2 separate regions of the Mus musculus genome follow, and region 2 is linked to region 1. A link is a loop called in an ENCODE intact Hi-C map of the cell type or tissue named here. Cell type or tissue: left cerebral cortex. All regions are shown on one strand.

Region 1 (8,000 bases):
TGGACCCCACATACCTGATGGTATCCAGCAGGATGTCAATGAAGAAGGTGTAGCTTTCGGCAGGGATGTTCCCCTTAGCCAGGAATACCTTGTTGTAGCTACCCTCCATGAGGTACTGCCAAAGCCAATGGAGAAGAGGAAGAGGATGGAGTGGCACAGGCTTTTCTTGCTCCCTTGGTGCCTCCCAATCCCTGCTCTACCATAACACCCTCGCTTCTCCACTTCCAAGAAGCACCACCTGGCTTACACACTCACCCTGGCAGCCTCCTCCAAACTGGCATCTAACCTCCAATTATAAGGGGAGAAGAAGGTATATTGACCCCAGCTCCCATTCCATATACATCAACTGCTGGCCCACGGGCCACTCGGCCGTCCTTCTCACAGCATAGTACTTTGCAGGCCTCAGCTCCCACGCCTCACCCCTGACTTACCGGCCTTCTTCCACTGTCTTCTTTGCTGTCTTTAAAATATGGCAGGAGGTTTGTGCCTCAGGACACAAACTGCCTCTGCCAGAGGACCTCTTAGCCCTTTCAGACCCTCTCTGACCGCTCCCAAGCCCAGGTCCTCGTAACAATGCCTCACATCCCACACAGGTACCTCATTCTTTTGGTACTTATCTGCCTCCACACTTCATGGATTCTAGATTAGGGGTTTCGTCTGTTTGATTTGCCTTAACATGAAAACCTTTCCTGGTGCCTGGCACATATATGTTTTGCTGGTTAAAAGAACTGGTGGCGCACACCTTTAATCCCAGCACTCGGGAGGCAGAGGCAGGTGGATTTCTGAGTTCGAGGCAACCCTGGTCTACAAAGTGAGTTCCAGGACAGTCAGGAGTACACAGAGAAACCCTGTCTCGAAAAACAAAAAACAAAACAAAACCAAAAACCAAAAACCAAAAAGAGTTGGTGGATTGAAAATGGCTGATCATTCTTCCAGGAAGCCCTCCCACAATCTAAACTGGTACCACCCACCTCACCCAGGATCTCCCTTCCCCTGCCCAGCCTTACTTGCTCGAGGGAAACAGGGTGTTTGATGTAGACATTGGTCTGGATGTCCTTGGCAGGTAATCGTTCTAATTCTGTGTGGAACTCAGCCACTCGGTTCTGAGATAGCAGGAAGAGGAGATTGAGGCCCAGGAGCTGGTGCATATAGGCTGACTCAGGAAGCTGTTCTCTGTGAGCCAAGGGAGCGGGAAGAAACCACAGTTAACAGGTACTGGGGAGCTAACCAAGTCCCTCATCCACCTTCCAGAATCCTTACAAGTACTTGCATGAGTTCAGACAAGTTAGGTACAGAGAGGCAAAAACGCCACGAGCCACATGGACCAAACATACATGGACTACAGTGATTCAGCCTATTTCCCATCTGCTAAGCAGTTGTCACTAGGTATCCACACCATAAAGGCATGTTCAGTAAAACATAAGTGAATTAAATGGTCTATCATACGTAAAGCCATAAGAATAGCATCCAGAGGCTAGATACTCAGTAAGCAGAATGTTTCCCTCAAAAAAACAAAACTTGGGCTGGTGAGATGGCTCAGTGGGTAAGAGCACCTGACTGCTCTTCCAAAGGTCCGGAGTTCAAATCCCAGCAACCACATGGTGGCTCACAACCATCTGTAACGAGATCTGACGCCCTCTTCTGGTGTGTCTGAAGACAGCTACAGTGTACTTACATATAATAAATAAATAAATCTTAAAAAAAAAAAAGAACAAAACTTTTGGTTCAATCCCCAGCATTTCATAAACAAGACATGGGGTACACACCTGTAATCCCAGTCACTTGGAGGTACAGGGAGGAGTATCCAAAGTTCAAGATCGGAAGGGCTACTGCACAACTGAGTTCTCAGCCAGCTTGGGGCACATAAGGCATAGCCTCAAAGAACAAGAGCTCAGGGGCAGCTGGGGGGTGGGGGGGCTGGACAGATGGCTCGGTGGTTAAGAGCACTGACTACTCTTCCAGAGGTCCTGAGTTCAATTCCCAGCAGCCACAGGGTGGCTCACAACCATCTGTAATGGGATCTGATGCCTCTGGTATGTCTGAAGACAGTGACAGTGTACTCACATACATAAAATAAATAAATCTTAAAAACAAAACAACAACAGCTGGGTATTGTGGCCCACGCGGTTAATCCCAGCACTGGAGGCAGAGAGTCAGGCGGATCTCCAGGCCAGCCAAAGCTACACCGAAACAAACAAAACAAACAAAAACACAAAAACCCCACAACAACAACAACAAAAAAACCAGCAGGGGGCAGCACTACATATAATCTCCAGGTGTAGACAGGTGGACCACCTTGAACCCAGTCTCAAACAAAATAAAACAACCAGCACTTTGTGAAGCAAAGCAGCATCCTATTGGCTGTTGTAGACATGCCAGCTAGAGGGAAAATGAAGGGGTAACTCAGAGCCACACTGGGTACAGGGGACATAGTGTGGGACTAGATAAGGGAAAACAGATTGGATGGAGGGGCTGAAGAGATGGCTCAGCAGTTAAGAGCACTAGATGCTTGAAGAGCTCTGCACTTTCAGAAGTCCTGAGTTCAATTCCCAGCACCCATGTAGCAGCTCACAACCATCTGTAATAGGATCCCACGCATTCCTCTGGTGTTCAGACATACAAGCAGACAGAGCACCCATATACATGGAAATACACAAATAAAATCAAACTGTTTAGAAACGTACAGAACCAGACTACATAAACCCAGTCTCAAGATCTCTAATCTTCTGGCCCTCCAGCTTCTGGGGACAGAGCTGAGAACGGCAATGGTTCTCAGGCGAAGAAGGCAACGGAGGACGCCAGATACACAAGGAACTACCCACTCCTGCTCCAGTCCCCTCCCTAGAGGGCCCAACCTCACTTGTAATCAAAGTAGTAGCATTTGAGTTGGGCCATGTAGCGCTCGAAGGAGGGAATGTCTTTGCACAGGATGCTCCACTGGGCCCCGATCTCCAGAATGTCACCTGTAGGTAAGGGGACAGGGGCTCTCAGGTGGTGGCTGGAATCCCTCCTGGGATCACCACCCCAGTCATTCCTACAATGACCCCAGGCCCATCACCCTCCACCAACCCTAGTGACACTCACGGGCCAGAATGAGTTGCTGTTTAGTCAGTTTGGTCCCCGTGGTTGGCAGGAAATTGAGCTCAAGCAGAACCAACTGAGGGGGAAGGAATGAGGACGAGATTTCAAATATAGATTACTTACGTTCTCTGGACTTTTATGTTCCTACTTGGAAAAGCTTGCATGCATCCTAACCCACACAACTGCCATGAATATTAGTGGAGTCAGACCTTGTAAAGCAAACACCAAAGGGCCCAAGAACACGGAGCGTACCAATTGGATTACCTCATCTTACAAATATTAGTAACTCCACTGAGAAACACGAGGCACTTGGTGCCTGACCCAGGGGGATCATGGGGTAGGGAGACGCCCATGACCTCAATTCTTCCTGTTGCTATATTTAGCTTGTTTTAGGTTTCTCTCTTGTTTAAGACAGCATCTCCCCAGGCAGGCCAATCTAGTCTAGAACTGGAGAGCCTGGTGTGAGCCTCTCGAGTGCTAGGATTACAAGTGTGGGACATCGTGTTCAGCCATTATATGCAGGTCTGGGAAGACCTCCACCACAGTGTGCCCGAGAAGGGGTAACAAGGAATGTGGGGCATTCCTTTTCCCTCCCCCCCCAGTCCATCCCAGACACCATTCCTTAGTAAACTTGGGAACCTAACACATATTTTGTTGTTGTTTACTTATTATTATTATATATATATTTTGAGACGAAGTCTATGTAGCCCAGCCTCCTCAAACTCGCTATTGAAGACCAGACTGGCCTTCTATCCGCCTGAGTGTGTTTACAACCGAAACGTGTGCTCTTCTAGGTTCGTTTTTGGCTTCAAACTGTTCCTGTTGCCCCTCTTCACACAGGTGTTTCCTAACCTCTGCTCCCTCACAGCTTACCTGGGCTTTATTTGCCACACATTCCCTCAACGTCCCGTCACCTCAGACTTATTCTTTTCACTATCTCCCCGTTTGTCACTGATCCCACTCCTTCCTGCCTCCCTCCAAGTAACAAAGCTCGAACCATCTCATTCGATTCTGCCAGAACCAATCTTTCCATCATCACTCCCTTAACGACACCTCAGGGCCCGCTCTACCAGCCTCGATCTCCCGTCTGTCACCTTCCCCCAGGCATTAGGCATCTAGGACCCGGCGACCTCTTACCTTCAGGCGGCCCAGTTCTTCTCCACATTTACTAAGGTTCGGGTTCTTCCGGTTCCACTCGTCCTTGAGTTGCTCGTACATGCCGGCCGCTGCCTGCAGGATCCCGACCGAGGTGGCCGCGGGTCCGGAGCTCGAGACGGTGGTCGACCCGTTCACCGTAGCCGCTGTGGCCGCCATCTTCCGTGATGCGGCAAGCCGCCGACCCGACTTACGGCAGCGACGCCGGGCAATGGACTCCCGGCGGAAATGAGGCCGGGAGGTGGAGCCCAAAACTGGAGGCGGAGCTACCACTGCCAGTTTCCGCCCCCCGCGGGAGGAGCGCCGCGGCTCTCCTCGGGGTGTCTTCGCAGCCCGACCCTTAATGAACATGCCGCAGCTCCGCCTCTGCTGTCATTCAAAATGGCGAACGGAAGTCCGTTCGCTCCAACTGAAAACAATGCCCACAATGTCCCGCCCACCTGTAGTCACCATGGCCACCCTCGCTGGCTTCGGCCTGTGGAATGTCCATCTTAAGGGTACCGCCTCTACGTCAAGGGGTGGCGATGTGGAGCCATTTGGAAAACTTGTCAGGTGTCACTACATAGGCAGGCTGAGAGAGGACTAGCAGGTGAGATTTAAGATTAGGCGTTCGTGTTTATCAGAGCATCATTCTTCCACGTTTTTTTCAGACTCTTTAAAAAGATTTATTTATTCATTTTATGTATATAAGTACACTGTGGCTGTCTTCAGACACCCCAGAAGAGGGTATTTGATCCCTTTATGGATGGTTGTGAGCCACCATGTGGTTGCTGGGAATTTTAGTCAGGGCTTCTGGAAGAGCAGTCAGTGCTCTTAACCACTGAGCCATTTCTCTTATTTTCTCTTATTCCATTTTTTTCTTATTTTTGAAATTAAAATAGAATTACAGACCGAGCTTTGTGGTTCACGCTTTTAATCCCAGCACTTGGGATGCAGAGGCAGGCGGATCTCTGAGTTCCAGGCCAGCCTGGCCTACAGGCATGCGTGTGTGTGTGTGTGTGTGTGTGTGTGTGTGTGCGTGCATGTGCCCATGTTGAGGTCAGAGGACAGCTTCACAGAGTCGGCTCTCTCTTTAGATCTCATGAGGCCTGGGGATCAAACCCAGGTTGTCAGGCTTGAGAGCTCCTTTATCTGCTGTGCCATCTTGAAAATAAAAGATTCTGACATCATTCTGACAGTTAACTACAGCTGTGCTGGTACAAACCAAGCGGACGTGAGCCTTTCTGAGGACTCGGGACTGATTCTGCAAGGAGGCTTTATTAGGGTCTGAATGAGACATGAGCATTCTAGCCAACCAGAAAGTCCTGGGGAGGTGGCAGGCTGCATTCCCATGAGGAGAGGCCTAAGGGTTCATGAGGAAGAGTACAGACCAGGGACTCAGGCCACCTTTGCTCTCTTAGCTTGAACATTGTCCTCTTTGGTACCTGGTCTGGAGGGACCCTCAAAACTTCCCTCTGAGCTGTGAGAATGGAGGGTGAAGCCCCCAGAAGAGGAGGAAGATGAATAGGTCTCTGGTGCCATCATGTTGTGAATCTTCCAGCGAAATGAGACCCAGGCCTTCACTATGTGAGGCCACACGAGGCAGAACAGGATGTAGAAGACAACCAGGGCTATAAAGAAGCTGGTAGACACCTGCAAGCCCAGTACAACAGTCACAAGGGGTCGGGGTTGGGGTTGGGGTATAGTAGTAGGTGAACCCCCTGCCCACCCAGTAAGGAAGCCTTTGGCTGCCACTCACCATAACAATGAAGGAGGACCGCTTGCTGCTGAGCGGTAGCCCATGGATGTGCACTATAAAGGTGAGCTTGTAGTCACAGTATGTGCTATTGTCTACACCTCTGGTGAGGGAATGGAGTCCAGGATTGAGTTAAATGTCAAGGGACAATCTCAGCACACTGCATCCCCACCCTCAACATACACCTAGGCTTTATGCCTGGCTTACCTATTGCTCACTAACAACTTGAAGAAGAACTCAGGTGGGTAGATGCTTTGGGGGATGATGTCATAGCAAGGGGAGTTCTCCAAGCACAGCCACCTACAAGTCCAAAAGTAGACAGCTGTAGCACCTACAGTCCAGGGGAAACACTAATTTCTCCAATCTGCCTGCTGCTTGGTGACTATGGTGCTTCAGACTGAACTTGGGGCCTCATGAGAGTTAGGCAAGCATTCTACTGCTGGGCCAAGACTCAACTCATTGCAGTACTGCAGGCAAGCACCCTCCAACAGAGCCACACCTCCAGTCTCTAGTCTCAGAGAGTAAGGCTGTCTGAGCACCAGCCATCAAGCAGTCTGGCTGCTCAGTTGCTACCTGCTGCCTCCACCTGCCAACTGATCTAGATGTTGGACTAAATACCTACTGTATGCCACCTTCATCCCACAAGTACAGTCTGGACACCAGCTAAGTACAGACTCACATCTTTTCTCACTAATTCCCTCTTGTCCATTATTCAATAAACCCAGATCGAACATGGTCTTGGGTGCAGTTGGTTAATTTGCCCATTTTGAAGTGTAAGTTTCTGGCTATATCGTATGATGCTGAAGCATTTGAGAACTCTTATTAAAAGTAGGTTTAAAAAAAAAATCTAAGCCTTGGGCTGTCGAGATGGCTCAGCGGGTAAGAGCATGACTACTCTACTGAAGGTTCTGAGTTCAAATCCAGCAACCATATGGTGGCTCACAACCATCTGCAATAAGATCTGACAACCTCGGCCGTGGTGGCCATCTTCTAGTAACTAGCCAACGTGATAAACACAAAGGGAAGGAGGAGAGGCATCTGGTATATGTTCTCTAAGGCTTTTAGGAAACATGGTGAGCCGGGCGTGGTGGTGCATGCCTTTAATCCCAGCACTTGGGAGGCAGAGGCAGGAGGATTTCTGAGTTCGAGGCCAGCCTGGTCTACAAAGTGAGTTCCAGGACAGCTTGGGCTACACAGAGAAACCCTGTCTCTAAAAACCAAAAAAAAAAAAAAAGAAAGAAAAAAAAAAGGGGGGGAACATTGTGTTGTTCCTTTGGCCACAGACATAGGAATCTACAAGAAGGGTGATATTGTAGACATCAAGGGAATGGGCACTGTTCAAAAAGGAATGCCCCGGGCTAGAGAGATGGCTCAGTGGTTAAGAGCACTGACTGCTCTTCCAGAGGTCCTGAGTTCAATTCCCAGCAACCATATGGTGACTCACAACCATCTGTAACTGATTTGATGCCCTCTTCTGGTGTGTCTGAAGACAGCTACAGTGTATTCATGTACATACAATAAATAAAATCTTAAATTAAAAAATCTAAGCCTAGAACTGGAGAGATGGTTCAGAAGTCAAGAGCACTGACTGCTTTTCCAGAGGTCCTGAATTCAATTTCCCAGCAAACACATGGTGGCTCACAACCATCTGTAATGGGATACGATCCCACCTCTGGTGTGTCTGAAGACACTGACAGTGTACCCACATACATGAAATAAATAAATCCTAAAAAAAAAAGAAAGAAATAAATAAAGAAAGAAAGAAACCTAAGCCTACACATTTGCTGCCTTATTTTTTTCTTTCATTGGTTAAAAATGGTTTTCAAACCCCTGCATACTAATTAGGTCCTCTATAGTTTCTTCATTTGTTAAAATCTCCACTTAGCTGTCAATGAACTCTGACCAGGCGTTAACTTGTTCCTTCTTCATTTTTAAAATGTTATTTTGTGTCTATTCAAATTGTGCATAGAGAGACAGGTCCTCCAGGAGACAGGGACAGGCTCTGAGAGGCCAGGACCAAAATGTGAGG
Region 2 (8,000 bases), 180 kb after region 1:
TAAGGCACTGGAACCCCAAGAAGAGAGGTGTGGGCTTGGAAGAGCTAGAATCACAGGAGAAAGTCCCAGGGAGGCTGACCCCTCCCCCGCCGACCATGACTGTGACTGTGGGCAGTGTCTCCCCAGGGATCACCCACATGGTGATGATCTGGAAGAGCTCACAATTCTTGGACCAGGAGATGATCTGGGTCACCCCTGGCTACTCTAAGGCTTGACTCCTGTCCAGACTGCTTCCTGGCATAGACATGTTAGCCTAAGGGGTTCACTTTGCTGAGCCCCACTTTTGCTTCTGCCAAATGGGGATTATCAACTTATGTCCTGAAGCTGCTGGGAGGACGCCTGTATCAGTCATAAGACAGATGGCACGGACCAGACTGGAGAACTTGGAAAAAAGATGCATGCAGATGTGTCTAGTCCCTCCATTATTTTTGCTTTAAGTAGCAAACACAAAGGAGAAAGGCTGGCTTTCCAATAAATTGCTGGAGCAATCAGACATTCTTGACAAAAGAGGAAACCTGACCTAGACCTCTCACCTAAACAAAAGCCAAAACAATTAAGAACACTGAGTGCAGTGGCATCCACACAGGTGTTTTTGTGTGTGTGTGTGTGTGGGGGGGGTGGCTGAGGCAGGAGGAGCTCAATATAAAGCTATGCCTGGGATACAGATGGGCAACTTAATGAAACATTGTATCAAAATAAAAAGTTAAAAAAAAAGACCAGAGATGCAGCAGAGTGGAGCCCCTGTCTAGAATCCCCTAGTAAGGGCCTGGGGACGTGGCTCAGTGGTAGAGCCCCTGCCTAGAATTCCCTAGTAAGGGCCTGGGGACGTGGCTCAGTGGTAGAGCCCCTGTCTAGAATCCCCCAGTGAGGGCCTGGGGGCGTGGTTCAGTGGTAGAGCCCCTGCCTAGAATCCCCCAGTGAGGGCCTGGGGGCGTGGCTCAGTGGTAGAGCCCCTGCCTAGAGTCCCTCAGTGAGGACCTGGGGGCGTGGCTCAGTTTCCACTATGAAGGGGAGATGGGTAAGAAAATCAAGGACTTAAAATGCCTAACAGGAAAATGTTTGATTTATATTAGGAGAAAGAATGATAGTTTAGACATCAAAAAAATGTTTTGTTTTGAGAAAGACCCTATGAAGAAGATGAAAAGAAAAACCGAAGGCCGCTCATACAAAGAGTTCTCGAACACTGCAGAGCACTGAGTGAAGCAGAAAATGGGCAGAAGACAGACACATCACTGGAGAGGATACGTAGCTGGCAGATCAGCACACAAGATGCTCAGCAGCGTTGGCCGTCAGAGCAATGCAAATTACGGCGGCAATGAGACAGCACTATGCACCCATCAGAACAGTGAACATGAAAAAAGGAAAAAAAAAAAAAAACCAACCCAGTGGCAATGCCACATGGCAGTGAGACCGCGGAGAGACTGCAGTACGCATATGCCTCGGGTGGGAATGGGAAACGGACTTACCACATGGCAGGCCACTGTGCTGGGCACTGATCCCAGGCAAGTGGAAACTTATTTCTATGCGGAAATGTGTATGCTTGAACATACATGTTACATGTTCACAGCCGGAATATTTATAATGGCCCAAACCTAGAAACTCCCCAAGATTTTTTATTTGGGTAGATGGTTAACCGACTTTATCAACCAGCTGCACCTTCTCTTAAAAAACAAAAACAAAAAACAACAACCCAAGTCAAAACAATAACAAAACCCTTAAACTTCATTTTATGAATGAGTGTTTGCCTGCATGTATATATTTATACCACACATGTGCCTGGTGCCCGTGGAGGTCAGAGGAGGCATCAGGTTCCCTGGAACTGGAGTTACAGACATTTGTGAGCTGCTATGTGGGTGTCAGGAACGGAGCCTGGGTCCTTTGCAAGAGCAGCCAGTGCCTTCCTTAACCGTTCCCTTACTTTTTATTTTTGAGACATGGTCTCACTAAGTTGTCCAGGCTGGCCTTGGACTTACTCTGTATCCCAAGTTAGCTGTGACTTTTTGACCCTCTTGCTTTTGCCTCTTAGGGTTTTGTCTCGTCTCGTCTCGTCTCGTCTCGTCTCCTCTCCTCTCCTCTTCTCTTGTTTTTGCTGCCATTTGCAGTCTCAGTCCTTACAGAGGCCAAGGTGTTGTCCCAGCAAGCTACACATTCTAGAATCTTCTTTGCCTCTCTCACATCCTGCCATTTAGCTCATTCATGCTCCTTCGTCTCTGTTACAAACTTTCATCAATGCCTCCTGGTTCAAATGCCCTCTTCCGGGCATGGTCCTCCTGAGTGGGACCGTGCTCCCCTCCTCGCTGATGTGCTCCTCAGCCATGTGGCTTGTGGGATCTCTCTTCAGCACAAGCAAGGAGGAGCAACAGGAGCCCTGGCCACTGAGTAGGCCAGACATTCCTCTCAGAACTTTACACACCAGAAGCCCCTGGGATGTGTGCTAATGAGGGCTGCACAGCAGCCTCTAGAAGTTTTCAGAGGCTTCCTCTCCCCCTTGACTTTACAGAGGCTTAGCATCCAACATGGCGCAGAGTGGGGCTCTAAGGGCACTGCCTACCAGCAAGGACAGAAACCCAGGGTTAGGTCCAGGAGTGTGTACTTGGATCAGTCCTCCTTGTATAAGAACCTCAGGTTGGTTGGATTAGTCCCTGGGCTAGAAGCAAGTGGTTTGCCTTTTGTCAGCCCCAGTGCCCTGTGATGGAGACGTGGAACAGACCCACAAGCTGCCAATCTTGGAGCAAACTCATGCTCTCCTCACTTGTGCATATGGATATGTGCTATGCCTAAGTAGCTGGCTTCTCTCTATCATAGGTGGCATATCCCTGCAACTGACCTTTGTCTGTCTGTGTCCTCTATCTCCTCTTCCCCACCCTTTTTTTTTTAAATCTCTCTTAACTGGGCTAAGAGAATGGAGATTGTTTGTGGCCACAGTCACGTCAGGGACCACAGAGGGAGCTGAGGGGCAGAGCTTGGGTCAGGCTTCCAGGAGGAGCACAGCTCAGGTTAGGAGGCTGGCCTCTCCTTAGGGATTTCCAGTGAGGAAAAGGCTGGGGCATGCGAACAGACTACATAGAAACCTGAAAGGAGGTGGCTGGTGGGCTAGTATGTGGCATTTCCGGGCCCTTGGTCAGGGACAGCGAGAGGCAGATCTGAGGGCCAGCCGTGCCAGAGGAGACACGGGGTCACTGAGTCTGGGAGGCTGAGCGGACTGAGCACAGGGGTGAGAAGGATTCAAGATGAGAACAGGGACAGGGTGGGACTGCCACTGACACAGGGACTCAGGAGGACCTGGGATCACATTCATGGGGCCTTGAATGGCTACTGTCCAGTCTGGGTCTGCTCCAAAGGTGCCGGAGAGCCATGGAGATTTAGGGAAGATGGCTGATGCTGTCAGGTTGGAGTTGGCTCTAAGGGGGAGGGATGGAACTGGAAAGACCATGTGACCTGGATAATACTGATGGCCTGGTTTTAGTGTGTGGGAACTAGAGACAGATGAAGAGGAGGCTGGGGAGAGGATGGTTTTGCTCAAAAAGCAAACAAACAAACAAACAAACAAACAAAGAGCCAACGACAACTTCTGTCGGAGCAGCTTAGCTCTGATTTTTGTTCTTCTGTTTCTTTGTTCTAAATTTTAAGGAGACATTGCCAATACCCTGGTGGTCGTTTTCTGACCTTGGAGGGGGGAGGTCCATAAACCCCATGACATGGTGGATGAGATAGTGAGGTGCCTTTCCTAAGAAAAAAAACCTGCAGCAGCAATCACCAGATGACATCATTTCAAAAGCAAAGGGAAACTCTGACCTTTCAGGAGAAGGCTTGTATCTTGCGTAGGTGGCAGAGCCTGGGGTGGAGAAGCTCCCAGAAGGCTGTCGGTAGGGAGGGACTCTGTCGGCCCCTGCTGGTGATGCTGCAAAAGGTGTTTCTGGGAAACTGACAGGCCTGGAAAGACACAGGAGAGGGGACAGAGGCAGGGTAAGGAGGCATCCCTGAGGAGGAGGAGGAGGAGGTATACAACACACCTGCCCTTCAAGTCCAGCCAGGTTCTGGCGCCTACCCCCCCTTGGATCTACATGCAAGGAAGAGGGAAGACAGGAGAGTCCTGTCCCCTCCCTCTGTGCTCCTCACCCAGCTTTGCAGCTGGGACAGGGGCCCCTGGGGACAATTCTCTGTCCTTTCCAGGGAACAAAACTGTTCTTCTGCCCCTTCATCTAAGGAAAATTTAAATATATATATATTTTAATTAAAACCTTTTTAGATACATTTACTTTTATTTGTGTATGACCATTTTGCCTGCATGTATATATGTGTACCACATGGGTGCCCGATGCCTGCAGAGGGCATCAGGTCCCTTGGAACTGGAGTTGTAATGGGTGTGAGCCACCGTGTGGGTACTGGGAACTGAGCCCCGATTCTTGGCAAGAACAAGTGCTTTTTTTAAGCACAGAGTCATCTTTCCAGCTCCCTTACTTATTTCTGAGACTGAGTCTCACTATGTAGCTCTAGCTGGCTAGGAACCCACTACCTCGACAAGGCTGGCATTGAACTCACTGAGATCCGTAGCTTGGCTTTGTTACTCTGTGGGTTTCTCTTTCTTTCATGCTTTTCCATCCCTTTCTCCCACCCTTTCAACTCCTTAACACTAGATAAGAAAGAAAAAAGGATACAGAAGAAAGGAAAGAGGCCCCTTAGTAAAGCTGGGGGCAGAGAGGGGATGGCCCTTAGACTACTTCCTGCTGACTACAGCCAAGTTTGAACTTCACCATCAGGATATCTGATTTCTCCTTTTTGTTGTTTCTTCTTTGCACACAACTACTTAACAAACTGCAACCACCAACCACCTGGGGCCTATATACTTGGAGTTCCCAGAATTCCAAATATCACACAACTGCAGAAACTATCTGCTGCAGGCAAAAATCACACCCCTGCTAGAGCACGAGGCAAATCATAGTCAGTTACTGTCTGCAGCAGCCCCATATCCCACACCTGGGAATAAAATGAAAACATAGTTTTATAATAGTGTTTTTTAAAAAGAGACCAAAATTCCAAAATTCTTACAACAGAGATCCAGCTGTCTCTGCCTCCCAAGTGTTGGGATTAAAGGTGTGCACCGCCTTGCCTGACTGTATGTATGTATGTATGTATGTATGTATGTATGTATGTATGTGTGTGTATATATATATATATATATATATATATATATTTTTTTTTTTTTTTGGTAGAATGGGGGCAAGGCTGAGGGCCACATACCCAGCATGCTTCATCTCTTAATATATAATGTATCCAAGTGAGTATCTCAGCTGGGCCTGGTGGTCCAGGGCTGTAATGCAGGCCTCTGAGAGGTCTGGAGCAGGAGGTTTTTCAGTTTAAGGACAGACTGAATAACATAGGGAGGTCCTGTTCTAAAGAAAGGAGAGTGAGCTGAGGATGTACTCAATGGGAGAGCATTTGCCCAGCCAGCCAAAGGACAGAGGTTCAACCCTCAGTATCCATAGACACAAAACAGTATACACTAAATACCAGTATCCAAGTCCCTGAGTTGACTGCCAGCCCGAGAAGCTAGTCCTGCAGGTTCTATTGTTGGCCCTGGAAAAAACCCTTTTTCCAACCTCATATAGAGAACTTTCTGTCCCTGTCCTGGGACCCTTGGGCCAGCCCAGGAGTGGGGAGAGAAGGGAGGAATGAAGGGGAGAGCAGATGGAGACGGAGGGGTAAGAAAGGAAAATGGCCAGGCATGGCACACACCTTTAATCCCAGCACTCCGGAGGCAGAGTCAGGTCGATCTCTGAGTTCGAGGCCTGCCTGGTCTGCAGAGTGAGTTCCAGGACAGCCAGGGCTACACAGACAAGCTTTGTCTCAAAAATCCAAAAACGAGGGCTGGAGAGATGGCTCAGTGGTACTCTTTTAGAGTTCTTGGGTTCAATTCCCAGCACCCACATGGTGGCTCACAACCATCTGCAATAGGATCTGATGCCCTCTTCTGGTGTGTCTGAAGTCAGCAACAGTGTACTCACATATATAAAATAAATCTTAAAAAAAAATCCAAAAAAAGAAAAAAAAAAAAAGGAAAATGACTGAGGGAAGAAAAAGGGCAAGAGCAAGGGTTGGAGAGAGAGAGATAGAGAGAGAGAGAGAGAGAAGGGTGAGGGACACTGGACAGCAGTGGTGCCCTGGGCGTCCTTACCTCTTGCTGTGCAGTGGCTGAGACTCTCGGAAGGGCACCACGGGTGTCTGCTTCGGGAGTCGGCTCAGGGACTGGGCATGGCCGGGAGTGGCAGGGGTGGTCCATTTGGTGGCCGGCAGAGAGTTGTGGGAGGCGGGCCCACTCCACTGCCAGGGAGCATTGCTGCGGTAGGGGGGTCGGCCCCCAGGGGTGGTGGTTTCCGACTCCGTCTTGGGTTCCGAAGCATTCATATCATAGGTCTCTGGCCACCCCCTGGAAAAGCAAGTTTGTTACTTATAAGGTCTGGGCCCACCAGCACCCAGGCCTTCTTTCTGCTTGGGAGGGTCCGGCTGTCTGGGTAACAGTGGGCAATTCCAAACCATGGTGATTCATTTTAAAGCCAGAGTGGTACCTTTCAGGTCAGTAATAGCCATATGAAGCTTACATATGGCTATTACTGCTAGGCCTGAATCTCCTTTTTCCTCCAGGTCTTGGCTTCTCTTCGTCCCCTCCCTTTTCTCTGGCCCAGGCTTCTAATCAGCCAGTGTTTTAAATGGACCAGCCCCTCCTAATACCCCAAGCAGTACTTTGGGCCGGAAAAGCCAATGTCCTCAAAAATCCAAGGACAGTCTCTGCCTTGTTCCCTAGAATTTCAAATACTGCTGCAAGAGAAGCAGGTGACCTACTTTGCAAGGTGGTTTAAAAAAAAAAAAAAAAAGAAAGAAAGAAAAAAAAGAAAGAAAAGCACATGAAGCCCAGAACCCTGGAAATAGAAGCAGGCCCGTGTCTGGCTGGCACATGCACCATAGTACAGAGATCCAGCCTGGGGCATGGGCATCCAAGCTGGGCTGGCAGCTCTGCTACCTCTGTCACACAGTGTGTCACGCAGCATGGGAGGGAGCCTGAGCTTACAGAGGCTGAGCTCAGGAAAAAAAAATATCCACCTCTTAGATCGCAGGAGCTAAGCTCTGAGAGGCAGGTCCAGAGCGTCTCATCCCGATGTCCTTTGGCCTGAGACACTCAGACATGGCTGCTACAGAGCCGTGTCATGGGACCTGAGGACATGTTCGTGTCCCAGGCCCTACGCAGGGTACCTTTCTGCCTTTCTGTCCGTATGGCAGAGCTGATGTTCAGCGGTCCTTATGGTTGTTTGGGGGATCAGGAGCCCCCAGGCACCGGGTAGGGAACAGTAGGGACACAACCCTCTGACAGAGCCACCAGACAGGCCAGGCTGGCGGAGGTGGAGGAAGGCCACATATCCTGAGAACTGCTATGTGCTCTGAGCCAGGCAGATCTCACCCCTGGATGCTGGGCATGAGCATGTGATTCACACCCAACCAATCAGAAACGCCTCTCACCCTAGACAAAGTGACTAGTGCAGGATTGTCACAGGCTTTAAGCAGTTCCTATCAGAGCAGTGAGAGCAACCTGGGAGACACTTCTGAAATTATAGGGGTGGGGGTGGGGTTGGCTTACAAGCGTTTCTGCTAGGCTCCTCCCAGGGACCTAGTGGTGGCTTATGCCATCGCCTGCCACAGCCAGTTATGATGTAGGTGCAGCAGTGTATAAAAAGGACTGCCTGCCCCCCCTGCCCCCACCTCTCTCTGTTCCCACGTGTTCCTGATTGATCTCCCCCTCTCGGTCCTTCCTGTCCTCTTCTCTGCCTTCATAGCTCTGCTGCTGTCTGTCTGCCTCTCCTACATCTTTAGGCTCCCCTCTCCTCCCCTTCCCCCCAAATAAACCTCCTTTATACCAGGTCTGTCGCAAGGCTTGATTTCTCAGGGGAACACCTTGGCATGGGCCCCCCAGGCACCCCCTTACACGGTACACTGTTGTCACCGCATTT

Evidence for each region. Peaks named below come from ENCODE experiments on the same cell type or tissue, not always from the same donor. Only the 100,000 strongest peaks of a DNase experiment are listed, where the experiment ranks them.
Region 2: it touches region 1 in a loop (2.0-fold over the local background); 3 of 42 quality-filtered maps call a loop at or near these places.

Annotation. Positions count from the first base shown.
Region 1 is chr7:29,176,059-29,184,058 of GRCm38, forward strand. It overlaps Psmd8 (proteasome (prosome, macropain) 26S subunit, non-ATPase, 8), which reads right to left and starts at 4,615. Exons shown (of 7, transcript NM_026545.3): 1 at 4,219-4,615; 2 at 3,085-3,157; 3 at 2,861-2,963; 4 at 1,008-1,173; 5 at 15-115. The coding sequence starts at 4,587. Catsperg1 (cation channel sperm associated auxiliary subunit gamma 1) reads right to left here. Exons shown (of 28, transcript NM_001368407.1): 26 at 6,179-6,271; 27 at 5,975-6,074; 28 at 5,474-5,868. The coding sequence ends at 5,614. In left cerebral cortex, CTCF peaks have their summits at 1,532, 1,732, 2,267 (motif pointing right) and 4,757; a DNase peak (open chromatin) is centred at 4,591; H3K4me3 peaks cover 2,163 bases; H3K27ac peaks cover 1,118 bases.
Region 2 is chr7:29,360,376-29,368,375 of GRCm38, forward strand. It overlaps Sipa1l3 (signal-induced proliferation-associated 1 like 3), which reads right to left. Exons shown (of 23, transcript NM_001081028.1): 12 at 6,176-6,427; 13 at 3,796-3,933. Among named protein-coding and RNA genes, the nearest start is that of Dpf1, 56 kb to the left of the region's middle. In left cerebral cortex, CTCF peaks have their summits at 3,888 (motif pointing left) and 5,982 (motif pointing left); DNase peaks (open chromatin) are centred at 1,351, 3,877, 4,436, 6,996 and 1 more place; H3K27ac peaks cover 1,649 bases.